Linked DNA regions of Mus musculus: region 1 is linked to region 2. The links are chromatin loops, found by intact Hi-C in ENCODE. Cell type or tissue: left cerebral cortex. All regions are shown on one strand. Each heading gives the region's core, and the rest is flanking DNA. Links, peaks and the distances in the headings are about the cores only. Region 1 has its middle 32 kb from the start of Gm41108. Region 2 holds the start of E330034G19Rik (RIKEN cDNA E330034G19 gene).

What was found. Hi-C counts contacts between places; a loop is a spot of excess contacts. Peaks named below come from ENCODE experiments on the same cell type or tissue, not always from the same donor. Only the 100,000 strongest peaks of a DNase experiment are listed, where the experiment ranks them.
Region 1: it touches region 2 in a loop (2.2-fold over the local background); 4 of 42 quality-filtered maps call a loop at or near these places.

What each region holds. Positions count from the first base shown.
Region 1 is chr14:24,353,351-24,362,115 of GRCm38, reverse strand. It overlaps the pseudogene Gm18276. Among named protein-coding and RNA genes, the nearest start is that of Gm41108, 32 kb to the left of the region's middle. In left cerebral cortex, for the core only: a CTCF peak has its summit at 3,624 (motif pointing right); DNase peaks (open chromatin) are centred at 2,857 and 3,644.
Region 2 is chr14:24,289,983-24,298,747 of GRCm38, reverse strand. It overlaps E330034G19Rik (RIKEN cDNA E330034G19 gene), which reads right to left and starts at 5,512. Exons shown (of 7, transcript NM_001379547.1): 1 at 5,441-5,512; 2 at 2,610-2,751; 3 at 1,802-1,985; 4 at 651-766. The coding sequence starts at 2,725. In left cerebral cortex, for the core only: no CTCF peak of the experiment used is centred there; no DNase peak of the experiment used is centred there.

The DNA.
Region 1 (8,765 bases), core at 209-8,208, 64 kb before region 2:
TGTAACTACACTGTAGTTGTCTTCAGACACCCCAGAAGAGGTCATCAGATCTCATTACGGATGCTTGTGAGCCACCATGTGGTTGCTGGGACTTGAACTCAGGACCTTCAGAAGAGCAGTTAGTGCTCTTACCTGCTGAGCCATCTCTCCAGCCCACAACAGTGAATGTTTACATGCATATCCATTAGGAGTAATTATCTAGCTAAACATCCATCACCTGTCTCAGCTCCACAGGTTCACTGAAGGTTTAAAACCATAACTAAGTTATTAGTGAAGTTTTGTATGGATAAACCCAGTTGATATATTATTTCCTGTCCTAACACCTATAATAAATGGCTAGTTCCCTTTTAATGATCTTTGGTTAATTGTTTTACAACCTCTTGGAATGTGCTCTGAGTAGGAGAAAGTCTGGTTACCATCTAAGAGCAATTAACTGTTGACACTTGAGAGACTGGCAGAGTTCTCATTGCAGCTTTGATTATCAGAAAAGGACCTAATAGCAGTACCATTAATAAAAGAACTTAATAGTCACAGATATAATTTGAAGAATCCTTATAGGATCATCATTAAGACTTAAGTCATCTGTCTGCATAGCATCACTACAAGATCTTCGTGGATCTGCAGACATCTGCTCCAAAGGGGTGTGTTACTACTTAGTGATTGTTATATATGTTTAATAATAACAGGAAAAGCATATTAATAGCAGGAATCTTTCCTAAAATGAGTCCCTCACAGCCTTGCTTAATGAGGGCTCACCTGTTGCCAATTCTATAATAATCAGAAGCAGGCCATTTCAGGATGGTCACCTGCTAGTTATTAGCTTGTCCCATTAGGGCTCCTGACAGTAGGAGATGTTCAGCTTGACCTCCGTGTGGGTCCTGAATAACTGCTGCTAAGACTAGCGAAAAGCTGATGCCTATAACTTCTTGCTCAAGCAAGAAGTGTTGAAGAAACTATAGGTACCTGTTTTACTTTATTTGTCAAAGAGGAGTTTCTCTACCTTGGGTGGCCTCTCTAACACATGGTGGTTTTCCTTACCTTTTATTAGTGTCCTAACATCTTTATTGTGGTATTTTATAAATCCACTCCAACTCTTTTATCACTTTTCAGATTGTGTCAACTATTGAATTAGAAAATTTCATGTTCTCTTTGAATTCCATATAATTTAATAAAGACTGGAAACATGGTTGTCTTAGTTAGGGTTTTACTGCTGTGAACAGACACCATGACCAAGGCAAGTCTTATAAAAAACATTTAATTGGGGCTGGCTTACAGGTTCAGAGGTTCAGTCCATTATCTTCAAGGTGGGAGCATGGCAGTATCCAGGCAGGCATGGCGCAGGCAGAGCTGAGAGTTTTACATCTTCATCCAAAGGCTGCTAGTGGAAGACTGACTTCCAGGCAACTAGGGTGAGGATCTTATGCCCACACCCACAGTGACACACCTACTCCAACTAAGTCACACCTATTCCAAAAAGGCCACACATCCAAATGGTGCCACTCCCTGGTGCAAGAATATAGAAACCATCACAATGGTCAAATTGAGTCTTCTTATCCATGATTATGAAATATCTTTCTACTCATTTTGTTTTCTTATCTGACATTTTTAGTTGTCTTTATATAGGTTTAGTGTATACTTGGTGAGGTTTATACCCTAGTTTATTATTTTTCTTGCTAGACATTCTAATTATGACATTTTAATTTTTCATGTTAATCACTAGTCGAAAGGATGGACCATCTAGAGACTGCCATATCCGGGGATCCATCCCATAACCAGCCTCCAAACGCTGACACCATTGCATACACTAGCAAGATTTTGCTGAAAGGACCCAGATATAGCTGTCTCTTGTGAGACTATGCCGGGGCCTAGCAAACACAGAAGTGGATGCTCACAGTCAGCTATTGGATGGATCACAGGGTCCCCAATGGAGGAGCTAGAGAAAGTACCCAAGAAGCTAAAGGGAATTGCAACCCTATAGGTGGAACAACAATATGAACTAACGAGTATCCCCCGGAGCTCGTGTCTCTAGCTGCATATGTATCAGAAGATGGCCTAGTCGGCCATCAGTGGAAAGAGAGGCCCATTGGTCGTGCAAACTTTATACGCCTCAGTAAAAGTTTGGGAGTGGGTGGGTAGGGAAGTCGGGGGGGGGGGTATGGGGGACTTTTGGGATAGCACTGGAAATGTAAATGAAGAAAATACTTAATAAAAAAAAGAAAAGAAACCAACTAACTTCTGCATGTTAATGTTAACTGTCTTTGATAAAATTGCTGTAATTGCTTAGTATAATACTTTATTAAAGTGAATTTTTTTGGACATTCCAAGGAGACAATGAGGTCTTATTCAAATTGATAGTTTTAAGCTTTCCTTATCAATTAGTACAACTTTACATTACGTTTTGACTTATTGCAATAAGTCTTGAGTTGTTACAGTGAGAGGTACTATTTTTCATTACTGATCTTCATGAAGAAGCTTCCAGATTCTAAAGATGATTTTAGTTGATTGCTGTAGAACTATCATATTGCTAAGTTCTCTGTATTCCCTCTTGACTGAAAGTGTCTATCAGAAATGTGTGTCACGCTTGTAAAAATATTCCTGTATCTACCCATAAAATTAGATAACTTTCTTGATTAACCTTCTGTTGTAATGGATTACATTGTTTTCTTTTTTAATTTCTTCTTTTTTTCCCCTCCATCTTCAAACTATTTATTGGCAGCAAACATCTCCATAGCTGTGACTCATGTGATGTTAAGTAGGGAGTGGTGTGGAAACCAGCAGAGGACGCCTTGCAAGGGTGCGAACACCCTGCAGGGAATGCTGTGTGAGCTCACAGGCCATCGCCAGCAACCAGAGCATAAATAATCCTGGTGGGCAGGTGTGGGCAAAGGGATATCATAAGACAGCCATCTTGGAGAGCCAGAGAGAATTCTGGACACAGGAACACAGAACCTCAGGGGCTATGGAGGCACACAGACAGTAAACTGTGGGCAACACAGGACATGCTAAGGTTACAAAGGGGGCTGAAATTCTGGGACTACCCAGGCTTTCTCCTCCACCACTTAGATCCTGGATTTGCAGGGGAAACACGCTGAGGCAGGACTAGGCAACAGGCCACTTTCCCTCAGGGTCAAAAGGGGAACCCGAGGACAGCATCTGTAGATCTAAGGCTGAACCGTGCCTTCCAGGTCCTTGTAGATATAGCTGCCCACAGCACCAGCGTTTGCTCCTTTGTGTCCAAAGAGTATTCCATAGCAAGGCTTGTGGCATTAGGGCTGGCCATCATGCTCAGCATGCCGTGCCGGTCCTTGCCCATAGAGGGCAACATCTCAAGGAAGTACACTCTCTTGTTGCATAGAGGAAACATGGTGAGCTCCCCAATGAACGTGGTGACACTAGAGGCTTTGCTGGGCCCCCTGGGGGGCCCCCTTCTCTTCTGCTTTTCAGTTCGAATCACAGGAACCTCGATGGGGCCAGTGTTCTGAGGGGCTTTCGTCTGAGGCTTCTAGTAGATATAGGAACCAGCGCCCTCCTCTTCCACCCCCTAATCCCCGTTATTCAAGCCTTTAGGTCCAAACAGTGTGACATAACAGGACTTGCGGCAGAAGGGTTTCCGAACATGCTCAGCATGGCCGCCAGGGGTCAGTGTCTTGTTACCGCGCTCACACTTGAGACAGATCTTGTAACAGTCCTTGCCCAGGGAGCTCACCTTCTCGGCGAAGTACACGCTCTTGTCACATTTGGGACACTTGGAGGCCATGGTCATTGCGCTCGGTCTGTCCACGCCCTCCACCCACGCTCCTCTTCTTAATTTCAAAGGAATCATGTACCTGGAAAAAGCCTCCCTGGTTATTATATATATTTGTTTATACATTTGTTGAATTGGATTTGCTGATTTTCAAATATTTGAATGCAGGAAAACGTAACACCTTCAGTTTTCTTGCTTTATCTGGGTCTAAATTTTGATTCAGTTGTGTTCACCATTTACTACTTGTTTACACAGATGTTTCAAATTATTTCCATAAGGATTTCATGCTCCTTCCCAAGTGTCTTATGTTTTGGACCAAAACTAAAGGCTTCTAAATTTCCTATTTAAATTAACAGAGATATGAGCATATTCATAATGTATTTATCAACCCACAATTATTATTATTTGCATTTTTAAAATTTCATAATGAAATCACCTTGAGCTACCATTTTAAAAAAGTCACACAGGGGCAGAACACAGGCAACAGGCTGATCAATTGCCCCATTGATCAACCGCCCCATTGAAAAACCAAACACCCCTGAGCTTGCAAGAGGGTCCAGTCTCTGTGGTGGTCCACTGCCTCTGGCCTTTGTCTTGGCTGCACTAGGCCAATGCCTGCCACCCAAAACAGCTGACTCAGAAAGCTAACAGGTCACTCGCTCTCAGCAGGAGCTGGTCAGAAAAGTCCGAGAACATAAGGTAAAAGAGCCAGAAGCAAATTTCTCTCCCTGTTACTATTGATAGCCACTGCACCTAAAAGAAGCTACTGGGATAAGGTACTATGATGTCTTGCCCTAACCTGGGAAACATTAGTCCCTCTCTGACTCCTGATGCTCTCCTTCTGTCCCCATGTTATATCCCAAACGTCCTCAAGAATAAAACCTAGGAGCTCACAGTACAACTATGTTGGCCTTGTCAGCAAGTGGCTTGGGAGATAGACTAATTTTCTGCAATCCTTGAATTTAAGGAATTATGATAAGCAGGGAAGCTCATGAGCTTCCCATAGACTCCATTTCCTGTGCCCCACTCCTGAAAAGCCCAGCTCTAGTCCACCTTCTCCAGAAAGCTCTTTACCTTGCTCCTACCCAGGACTCACTGTGTTTTCCCCAGGACCCCCTCCTCTTTGCCATTTTAAACTGAGATGAAAGTCTGGTTTCCGTCTGCCTCTCTCTGATCTCTCATGCTCCCATTCTCTCTCCTGACAAGACTCCTCAGCCTTGCAAACAGGACTAGAGATAAACTCTATGGGTACTGATTGAATGAACTAAGAGCAGTTGGTGTTGCTACAACACTGGTGACATCACAAAAGCTCTCATGGATACAATTCAGTGTTCAAAGGAGAGACTGCTGGTGCCATGGGAAACACGCTCTGCCTCTCTGCTAATGCTTCCTTGTACTGATTAGAAAGTGAGGTGCCCTTTACAAGCGATGCTCCTCTGTCATAGCCATTGATCACCTCCTCCTTCCAATGCCAGATTGATTACGGCTTTATTGGAAGCATAGCTCTTTCAAGACAAGGAACTTAGTTTTTACTTTCCTAATTCTGCCTAGAAATGTCTCAGTCCTCCCTCAAAATACCCCTATTCGTCAATATGAACAATTAAATAGCACTGAGAAGTCACATCGCCATGAGTGGAGAAAGAAAGATCACCTGTCTCATATGTACAGGCGCTTGAAAACGCATCCAGGAAGAACCTGCAGGTCTGACTTCAATGTGGGACGTGGATTAGTGGGTTCAGTCATTGAAGCCATGTGCTTAGCCTTTGAAAATTGCCTCAAGATGCCTTAGCAGACAGACAAGGCAGGCACCAGAATGCTGTTAACTGTGTGATGAACTGTTGTCAGAGGAAACTGAAATACTGGAGTCACCAAGAAAAACGTTCTTGGGGCTGTTGTGTTGTTGTCTCTGCACCAAAAGTACCAAAGCAAGATTGATTACAGTCCTCTGTGCATTACATAGTGAGATTGTGGCTGAATAATGATGATAATAATGATAATAATTAATAGGCTGAGAGGATAATAGCTTTAGACATAGCTCAGTTGACAGAATCACTGCCCAGCATGTAGGGAGCCGAGGGCTCAACAACTAGTGCAATCCTTGCCTCTCAGAAAATTAGAAATAGTTCTACCTAAAGACCCAGCAATCTGTCTTTTGAGCATATACTCAAAAGATGCTCCAGCATATCACACGAAAAAGTATTCCACTATGTTCATAGCACCTTTATTCATAATAGACAGAAACTGGAAACAACCCAGATACCCCTCAAACAAAGAATGGATACTGAAAACATGGTTGATTTATACAACAGAATACTATTCAGCTATTAAAAACAAGGACATCACTAATTTTTCAGGCAAATAAATGGAACTAGAGAATATCCTTTTGGCAAAATGGCCATTTTCAATATGTAAATCCAACTGATCCAAGAGCATAGAAGGTCTTTCTATCTTCTGATTTCTTCCTCAGTTTCTTCAGAGACAAAGTTCTTGTCATCCAGGTCTTTAACTTGGTTGGTTGGAGTAATAATTTTTATTAGATATTTTCTTTATATACATTTCAAATTTCAAATGCTATCCCAAAAGTTACCTATACCCTCCCCCCACCCTGCCCCCCTACCCACCCACTCCCACTTCTTGGCCCTGGCATTCCCCTGTACTGGGGCATATAAAGTTTGCAATACCAAGGGGCCTCTCTTCCCAATGATGGCTGATTAGGCCATCTTCTGCTACATATGCAGCTAGACACACGAGTTCTGGGGGTACTGGTTAGTTCATATTGTTGTTCCACCTATAGGGTTGCAGACCCCTTCAGCTGCTTGGGTGCTTTCTCTAGCTTCTCCATTGGGGGCCCTGTGTTCCATCTTCTAGATGACTGTGAGCATCCACTTCTGTATTTGCCAGGCACTGACATAGCCTCATACGAGACAGCTATACCAGGGTCCCTTCATCAAAATCTTGCTGGCATATGCAGTAGTGTCTGGGTTTGGTGGCTGATTATGGGATGGATTCCTGAGTGGGGTAGCATCTGGATAGTCACTCCTTTAGTTTTAGCTCCAAACTTTGTCTCTGTAACTCCTTTCATGGGTATTTTGTTCCCTATTCTAAGGAGGAACAAATTATCCACCCATTGGTCTTCCCTCTTCTTGATTTTCTTGTGTTTTGCAAATTGTATCTTGGGTGTTCTATGTTTCTGGGCTAATATCCACTTATCAGTGAGTGCATATCTAGTGACTTCTTTTGTTATTGGGTTACCTCACTAAGGATGATATCCTCCAGATACATCCATTTGTCCAAGAATTTCATAAATTCATTGTTTTTAATAGCTGAGCAGTACTCCATTGTGTAAATGTACCACATTTTCTGTATCCATTCTTCTATTGAGGATCATCTGGGATCTTTCCAGCTTCTGGCTATTATGAATAAGGGTGCTATGAATATAGTGGAGCATGTGTCCTTACTACCAGTTGGAACTTCTGGGTATATCACAGGAGAGGTATTGGGGCTATTATAAATAATGCTGCTATGAACATAGTGGAGCATGTGTTCTTATTACCAGTTGGAACTTCTTCTGGGTATATGCCCAGGAGAGGGATTGCTGGATCTTCAGGTAGTAGTATGTCCAGTTTTCTGAGGAACCTCCAGACTGACTTCCAGAGTGGTTGTACAAGCTTGCAATCCCACCAACAATGGAGGAGTGTTCCTCTTTCTCCACATCCTCACGAGCATCTGCTGTCACCTGAATTTTTTTATCTTAGCCATTCTGACTGGTGTGAGGTGGAATCTCAAGGTTGTTTTGATTTGCATTTTCCTGATGATTAAGGAAGTTGACATTTTTTCCAGGTGCTTCTCAGCCCTTCGGTATTCCTCAGTTGAGAATTTTTTTGTTCAGCTCTGTACCCCATATTTTAATGGGGTTATTTGAATTTCTGGAGTCCAGCTTCTTGAGCTCTTTGTATATATTGGATATTAGTCCCCTATCAGATTTAGGATTGGTAAACATTCTTTCCCAATCTGTTGGTGGCCTTTTTGTCTTATTGACAGTGTCTTTTGCCTTACAGAAGCTTTGCAATTTTATGAGGTCCCTTTTGTCAATTCTTGATCTTACAGCACAAGCCATTGCTGTTCTGTTTAGGAAATTTTTCCCCCTCTGCCCATATATTCTAGGCTTTTCCCCACTTTCTACTCTTTTAATTTCAGTGTCTCTGTTTTATGTGGAGGTCTTTGATCCACTTAGATTTGAGCTTTGTACAAGGAGATAAGAATGGATCAATTCACATTCTTCTACATGATAACCGCCAGTTTTGCCAGCACCATTTGTTGAAAATGCTGTGTTTTTTCCACTGGATGGTTTTAGCTCCCTTGTCAAAGATCAAGTGACCATAGGTGTGTGGGTTCATTTCTGGGTCTTCAATTCTATTCCATTGATCTACCTGTCACTGTACCAGAACCATGCAGTTTTTATCACGATTGCTCTGTAGTTCAGCTTAATGTCAGGCATGGTGATTCCACCAGAGGTTCTTTTATTGTTGAGAATAGTTTTTGCTATCCTAGGTTTTTTATTATTCCAGGTGGATATGCAAATTGCCCTTTCTATCTCAGTGAAGAATTGAGTTGGAATTTTGATGGGGATTGCATTGAATCTGTAGATTGCTTTTGGCAGGATAGCCATTTTGACTATATTAATCCTGCCAATCCATGAGCATGGGAGATCTTTCCATCTTCTGAGATCTTCCTCAATTTCTTTCTTCAGAGACTTGAAGTTCTTATCATACAGATCTTTCACTTCCTTAGAGTCACACCAAGGCATTTTATATTATTTGTGACTAATTTCTTTCTCAGTCTGTTTATCCTTTTTGTAGAGAAAAGCCATTGATTTATTTGAGATAATTTTATATCCAGCTACTGCACTGAAACTGTTTATCAGGTTTAGGAGTTCTCTGGTGGAATTTTTGGGGTCACTTATATATACTATCACATCATCTGCAAATAGTGATATTTTGACTTCTTCCTTTCCAATTTG
Region 2 (8,765 bases), core at 593-8,592:
AGTGGGAGTGGGTGGGTAGGGGAGCAGGGTGGGTGAAGGGTATAGGTAACTTTTGGGATAGCATTTGAAATTTAAATAAAGAAAATATCTAATTAAAAAAAAAAGAAAGAAAGGCCAGGTGGTGGTGGTGCACGCCTTCAATCCCAGCACTCGGAAGGCAGAGGCAGGCGGATTTCTGAGTTGGAGGCCAGCCTGGTCTACAAAGTAAGTTCCAGGACAGCCAGGGCTATACAGAGAAACCCTGTCTTGAAAAACCAAAAAAAAAAAAAAAAAAAAAAAAAAAAAAAAAAAAAAAAAGGAAAAAGAAAAAAAAAGAGAGAGAAAGAAAAAAAATGAATACAGCCAAGCATGGAGGTGCCCATGTTGACATCCTATCAAACAGGAGGCAGAAGCAAGAATATCTCTGTGAGTACAAACACAGCCTAACAGAGAGCAGAGAAGGCGGTTACAACAATTCAGTCATATGGAGGATCAAACATATGGTTGGTTTACTAAACAGAAAGTCATCTTGACATCACAATTAATTGAGCTGTTTTTTTCCTGACAGTGCCTCTAAGATTTGCTGATGAGCAGGATCCCATAAAACACAGAGATCCAAGGTACAGTGGGCCCAGGAAGATCAACACTATCTTCCTAGCCTGAGCTCCTACCTCTTCCGGCGCACCTCAAAGTAATACTGCTGTTTTTCTGCTAAATTCTTCTCTTGGATGCCCAGCTTCTTCTGCTTGTGACTGTCCTGCAGCAATTCCTCCGTTCTTTCTGGATCCTGTTCATTAGAAGATGGTGTTCTTAGTGGAGGGTAGTTCACTAGCATGCAGAGATGTTCATACAATACCAACCACCTACACAGGATCCCAAGAGCTTGCAGGTAAACCAGACAAGCCAGAAGCTTCTACAATATGCTTCTGGGGATGTAAGAAATCATGGTTCAAGATAGGGATTTAAAAGGAAAGAAGCTATGGTCTCCTCTAGCCAATGCATACAGGCATGCTGCAACACACCGTCCCCTGGCTTAGTGCTAAACGACCTTAAGAGTTTGGATGAAGCACACCAGCTCTTTCTGGAGAGGGTCGAAACTCTGCCATGCATCTCTTGGATACAAACTGCTTTGGAAAGCATGCTCTGCTTTGCCAGATTATGTTGAGATCATTATAGAACACTTTGTTCTGAGCTCCCACATCTCCCAGTCCTTCAAATGACTTTCCACATCCCTGGTCCTGTAGCTACCTCCAGACTGTAAACCCAAGGAAGGGAGATGTCTGCAGCAACACACAGAGAAAGCAGGCTGACAAACTGCTCTTCAAACTCCTGTAGGTGTGAACCAAACAACTGGGTAACCAGAAGAAACATCACTGAGATGCAGAAAAAAAGGAGTCGGCCACATGCCACCCAAATGGATAACAACGAGAAGCAGTCATTTGACACTTGCACTATATTCTTCTCCCACCTGTGATGTCCCAAACCTCCTGCCATATAGATGAGTCACAGGACCCAGACCCCACTCAAAGCTATGGACCCCACCTATCATGAGGACATATGTGGGTGAAATATGGTATTTGCCTCTCTCCCTCACTGGACTGGTTTCAATTAAGCATGCTGCCTATAATCCAGTTTCTCAAGAGACTAACGTCCCAGAATAGACATAGACAGAGAAATGAGCAATGAGTACATGAGGTAGGTGGCTGGTTGAGAGTATGGATTAGAAAGGGGATGGGTGGAAGAACAGGTGGGTCAGTGAACAGACAGGAAGTCAATGGGAAATGGTGAACAACAGCAGCCTGACCCAGCTGCCTGTCCCTACCTGCTGCTGCTGGGTCTGGGGGTCACTGGTGTCCTCCAGTTGATTCTTATAGATCATTTTCAATTCCTCCAAGTTCTGCTGCAGTGTGGCACATCGCCCCCAAATTCTCCTATTTTCCTGCTTCAGCATATTCACCTTGTTCTTCAGCTGAGCCTGGGCCATCCTCAGCTGGCTGTGCAGGTTGCTGGAAAGAGACTCTGCATAGTAAGCACCTGCACCCTCCTCTGGCCATTGCTACTTCCAGATCCCATCAACCTCCCCAGATTCCAGGTTCCCATGAAGACTACAAAAGGGTCCAAGTACATCCATGACAACTCGGAACATTCAAAATAGAGAACAGCCAATTCAGAAAAGAATAAATGAATTCTGAAGTCCACAATACCAATAGGGAACCATGTCCCTTGAAGAGAAAGAGCCACTTGTAAACTGTCCAAAGAAATATGAAAACATCAAAATGCAGTGGGCACTTAACCTCAAGGGAGAACCAAAGAGGTATTCGAAATTCCTGTTCCATGAAAATTAGCTCTGTAAAAACCCAGCCTGAGCCCCCAGAAGACTAGGTTTTACTGCCACCATCTCACAGTGTGAATCACTTTTCTGTCTAAAGGCTCCTGAGCCTGGCAAGACAATGCTGGGAGGGATGACAATCTCTTTTACATTTAGAGACACCGAATACAAAAGGCCCAAGCCATGCTGATAGCTAAGAGGCAAAGGGGATAGAACCAGAGCTGGGAACTCTTCAATCCATGAACAAAGACAGACAGAAATGGCCATTCCACCCCATCAGGGGTGCCTGACAGGCACTTACCGATAGAAGCCAATCTCCTCCTCAAGCATCTTCAAGTTCTTGGAGGCCTCAGTGGTTTTCCTGTTCAGGTCTGCAGCTGTGACATGGTGTCTTATGTTGCAAATGCAATTTCTCATAAAATGTAGTTGGCCTGTGGTAGGAGCTGGCCCCCAGGGGGATAGAATGTCATGAACTCAGACCTGTAGAATCACTCAAGCTGTGCCCAGGACTGCCCCAAACCAGGGGATGCCACATTCTATGCCTATTTAGTGGGACATCTAGGTGCTCTGTAACCTTGTTATCCTCACCCCTGGCCATCAGAGCCTAGGTGTCCAGGTGGAGGCTGCTCTGGCTGCATAAACTCACTCAGCAGGCCTGAAGTGTCAGTATCACATTATAACCTCAGGAGCCTATGACATAGGTCTTGACCCACCAGAAATTTGTGATTTCATTTCTCCTGTTTTCAAAACAGTTTTCAGTTCCTGGGTAACTATTATTGAAGAGGTAGACATTGCACATAATTCTGGGTTGAGACCCCAGCATCAGGAGAGCTTTACAAACTCCTGGAGGTATTCAAATGTGCAGTAAATGTGACCACATAGACCAAGAGCTGTTTTGTTTAAAGTGGAGCTCCCAGACCTAAGCACTGTCATCGCCATGAAACTGTGAGACAGACACATCCTCAGGCCAAGAGGCAGATTTCTGCACTCCAAAGTCTAGAGACACGCAAACATGCAAACATGTAGATGGGCTTGTGGGACATATGCATGAACATACACACAGCAGAGAAAAGGAGACAGAGTCAGAAACAAAGACATTAGAGAGACAGAGACAAGAAAGAGAGCAAAATGGGATGCTGAAGAAATGATGGAGCAGTATCATCTCAGAGTAGAAGGCACAAGGATCAGTAGGAACAGTGATGAGTCCAGGCCTTGTAGTCAGGCATGCACAGGGAAAAAGATGAACCAGGTCCTTCCAGGTGCTACCAGGAGCTTTCAACTCTCAATCTCCTGCCAGGCAACTAGAAGACTCAACACAAACTCACAACAGCTAGACTTTCACACAACCTACCACATGCCAAGGCCTTTCTGAACACATGCTAGGAACTCACTTCTCCACTGCCTCAATCTCTGATTTCTGTTACTCAGACTACAGGCCTTGGTTTTCATTAGAGGAAGCAGAAGAGCCCATTTCCCATCTCACTCCTACCCAAGGCTTCAAGAGTTCTGCTTCTCCTCTGGGAAGCATTTAGGGACATGAGGTGTCATGTCACCGAGCACAGGGATATCTTGGAGGGGCAGTCTCTTCAAACCAAGATTATAAGAGAATGAGGGTGACATTGAAGACCCAAGACTAACACCGTGCAGTTTGAAATGAATGAATACCAGAATGAAACAAGGACCCTTCAGTACTGAGGATCAGGAGATCTCGCTGCTCATTTCTCTCACTCATCATCATAAGCTGAAGCTGTGTGGTCAGCCTCTTTGTTCCCTTCTTCACCTGCTTGGAGAGGATGGGTGTAGGAGCTGGTGGCTGTCTGCCAGCCTCTATAGGTAGAAGACTACACGTGAATTTGCATAGTGATAAAGCATAGAGGATGGACAGACCACACTGAGGCCCAAACAGAAAGAGAGCATGCCTGCAACCCAGTGATACCCCAAAGATTTTGACCCAGGCTTGAGATGCCTCCTGTGTGGATCTCAGCTCTCCCATCACTCAGTTGAGAGGGGAATTATCAAAGCATCCAGGTGTTTCCTCTGCCTCCCTACACATGCTCATGATCACCACACAGATGGCCTCTCCATGCTTATTAACAAAAGCACATGGGGCAGTTTGGCTTCAGAGGCCTCAAGTCTGTGATTTCAGAAGCCAGGAGAAAAAGAGTACATTCCACATGCACTCAGATGCTGAGGAGATGCTCAGCTCTCCTGTGATGTCACCCTAGGTCCATGACTGTGGATTACAAAGTCAAGCAGGGGCAGAACATGGTCAGCAGACTGAGCAGTTCACCCACTGGAAGATCGAAACACCCCTGAGCTGGCACTAGGATCTACTCTCTGTCTGGATCCACTGCCTCTGACAGTTGTTTGCCTATACAAGAGAAATGCCTGCCACCCACAAGAGCTGACTCGGAAACCTAAGAAGACACTCTCAATGAGAGCTTGACAGACACGTCTGATAACGTAAGGTCACATAGCCAGAACCACATTCCTCTCCCTGCTGCAATGGTCAGGAAGCCACTGCACATAAGTGAAGCCATTGGAGTAAAGTTCAGTGATGTTAGGCCTCAAACTGGGAAACAGTCAGTACCTGACCCTGGTGGTCTCCTTTTGTTACCAGATTATACACCAATCCCTGCTCTGCGCTCACAGTAGAACACATTTGGTCTTGCCAGATCCCAGCTTTGTGCTGGACAAACTAATGCTTTGAAACCCTTGGATTTCAGGAGTTACAATAAGCTACAGAAAGCCATTTGCCTCCTGGAGGCTCCAATTCCAGTGCCCCATTACTGGAAGACCCAGCTCGAGCCCACTTCTTCCAGGAAGTTGGGCACTCCCTTCCCAGGACGCACCGGGTCTTCCCAGAACCACTTCTTCCTTGCTGGATTGCACTGAGATGGAGGTCCAGCTTCCTTCTACCTTACTCTGCTCCTCAGCATTGAAAACATGATTCGAGATGAACTCTGAAGTACTGATGGAATGCTCTAAGAGCAGTTGTTGTTGCCACAACACTGGTGACATCACAGGGGATGCCAGGAGCTCTCCAGGATACAATAGAATGTCCAGAGAATGGACTGCTGGTGTCATGGGGAACAGCCTTTGCCTCCCTGATAATGTTCTCCCTGTACTCACCAGAAACTGAAGCGTCCTTCCCAGAAGACTCTCCTGGATCTTAGCCAATGAGCAACTCCTCCTTTCAAAGCCAGAGATTTGCTCTAGGCTTGATTGGAAACACCTTAGCTCTTCCAAAGTGGGAAATTGAGTCTTTACTTTCCAAACCCTGCCCAGGAATATCTCATTCCGTTCTCAAAAACCCCTATTCAGCAATATGAGAAAGCAAACAGTGAGAAATCACACCAGGGTGAGTGTGGAGGATGAAGGTCACCTGTACCATCATCTACAGCTGCTTGGAAGCACATCCAGGAAGTACCAGCAGGGCTTGTTGCAATGTGAAACGTGAGTTAGGGGATACTGTCAGATAAACCATATGCTTAACTTTTAAAAATTGCTCCAAGATGCCTTAGCAAGTAAAGAATTCAGTCATCATGGCATTGGCATCAGTGTGGTGAACTGTTAGCAAAGGAAACTGAAATAGTGGTGCCACCAAGAGAAAAGCCCTTGGGCCCAGTGTGGTGCTTTCCCCCTCTGCACCAAAGATACCAAATCAAGACTGGTTACAGGCCTAGGTTAGCTCCTCTTTGTAATCCTAGCTCTTGTGAGTAGAAGCAGGTTCACCTAAGCTGAACGTAAACCTGCAAAGCCGGGTTGTGGACAGCTTGGAACACATGAGAATGTGTCTCAAAAAAACTAAACAAAAACCTGTCCTACCTCCAAGGCCTCACCCACCAATCCTTTTCTTCTGAGAGCAACTTACCATCCTCCCTACCACACTTACCCTCTAGAAAGATGGAGAGAGAGGAAGTGGAAGTGATCTTTCTAGCATAAGGACCTTGCTCTTGTCTTACCTTAACTTTACACTGAGAGCAAATGAAAGTTTCGCTCATCATCTGAATTTCTGAGTAATATCCACTGCTGCTAGCATAGTAATATGTTTATGACAAATTCTGCCTTCCCTAAGTGAATCTGTGTCAGCAGCCAATGTCACCTACTGAGGCCAACCCCACTGATCCCTTCAAGGGGCTAGACAGAAGTCATCAGGGACACGCTACTTCCTTGGCCAGAGATTACATCAAGATGACCAACTGTGAATCTGGGGTGCTAAATTTTTTATTACATTTATTTATTTATTCGCTTTAAAACCCAATGTCAGCCAACCCTTCCTTTCTTTCCTGTACCCCCTCATACAAGTCCTCCCCCCATTCCATTTAGAGTGGGAAGCCTCCTCTGGATTTTAACCGCTCATGCTCTCCACCCTACCCCCACATCCTCCATCTCCCTTCCCTGCACATCAGGTTACTGCTGCACTAAGCACATCCTTTCCCACTGAGGCCAGACAAGGCGGTCCATTTAGGGATGTGAGATCCATAGGCAGGCATGTAGGCAACAGGCTCAGGGACAGTCCCTGCTCCGGTGTTTTGTGAGGATCTGCATAAAGACCAAGCTGCTCATCTCCTCCATATGTGCAGAAGACTTGGGTCCAGCCCATGCTCACTCTGGTTGTTGATTCAGTCTCTAGGAGTTCCCAAGGGTCCAGGTTAGTTGACTTCCATCTAGTGTTCGGATGTGAGTCTCTGCATCTCTTTCCATTGACTGCTGGGTGGAGCCTCTCAGAGGACAGTTATGCTAGGTTCCTCTCTCCAATCATAACAGAGTATCTTTAGTAGTGTCAGGGATTGGTTCTTGCCCATAGAATGGGTCTCAATATGAGGCATTCATGGGTTGTCCACTCCTCAGTCTCTGCTCTATCTCTGTGTGCATATCTTGTAGGCAGGACACATTTTGGGTTGAAGGCTCGGTGCGTGGGACACTCTCCTTATCTTTCCACTGGGAGTGCTTCATGATTCCAGGAAGTGGCCACTGCAGCATCTAAGAATCTAAGCTAAGAATCTCAGCTAGAGTTGCTCCCTTAGACTATGATCTTGCCCCATCCCAGGTGTCTGGCACATCCTAGAGATTGCCTCCTGCACCCCAGCCAATCTCCCTTCACTCTCCTCTGTTCTCCCTACAAATGATCTTCCTGCCCTGCCCTGCCCTGCCCTGCTCCACTTCCAATACCCTTTCTGGTGGGCTACTTAACCACACATGATATCCCCACACCCACCCTTCAGACTTCAGTATAGGATGGAGTTCAGGTACCTCCATTCCTGATGAGTACTTTGATATACTACCCCATGGACAGATTTATTATCAGACTCAGTGTAGAAACACAACTGCTGCTCTCAGTAAGAGGTGACCAGTGACAGTAATTAGATGACAGTAATATATCTACATCAGTAAAAACATCCTGCATAACTGAGGAGTAGATAACCAGCACTGTGTCCTGGCCTACATGGGCCTAGACCTGGCTCACAGGCAGGTAGGTGTGGGCACAACTTGGGATTCTTGGCAGGGACAGAGTGAGGCAGAATGGCACTGAGCAGGCTGAGCCACAGTGCTGACACACCTCAGTTTAGGTAACAGACAGACTCTCAGTTCCTCATCCAAGGAGCTCCTGTTGAGACCATGGACCATGTTTGACCATGGTATGTCATACAGACATCTGTTCTAGTAACATAAAGTTGTTCCATTCAGCTGCACTTAGGGCAAGGAGCCAAGGTCAGGAATGCTGACCTCTTGCCATAACCTATGTGACAAGAGACATGTAGAATTTGTCTGTGCTGAAGACTTCCTGGTTGGTCTCAGGCCCCTAATGGCCATGTGCAACAGCTCCAAGAGCCCAGTTCTCATGTTCATTGGGATTCCTATGATGATGTATTATACATTTGTCTGGAAACAACCAGAACTGTGGACAGAGAGCTGTATTTAAGTAGAGAAGGGAACATCACTGTCTGGTGATTACAAATTTGGCATCTGAAACCCAGCTAAACCAAACCTCACATGGCTGGACTTGGCTCATCACTTTCCTTCCCATGTGTACAAGGGGGTGGACAAGGAGCCCTGTTTCTGAAAAAACAGTGTCTGCATCAGCCCAGCAGGTCAAAGGGGTCTGATTCAACTCTGCCAGTCCTCAGTAACAGAAGTCAAAACGCAGGAGATAGATTTAAGAAGCTACTCAGACATCAGGAACCCTGCACATGTTCAGGAGAAGGTGAGTTTGCCATCTGCCTTCCTTAGCTTAGTTCTTTAAAGAGAAGATAACAATGGAGCCGGAAGTGTAGGGCCTTGGGTACCAGTGCCCTGTTCAGACCACTCAGAAGGCTTCCACTGACTTCCAGCAGGTACAGGTCCAGAATGCATCTCCTGGCTTCACTTCATCTTTCTTTTTACTTTATTTTTTAATTGATTATTTTGCTTATTTATTTATATGTTTTGTTTTTATTTTTAGAAAGAGTTTGTC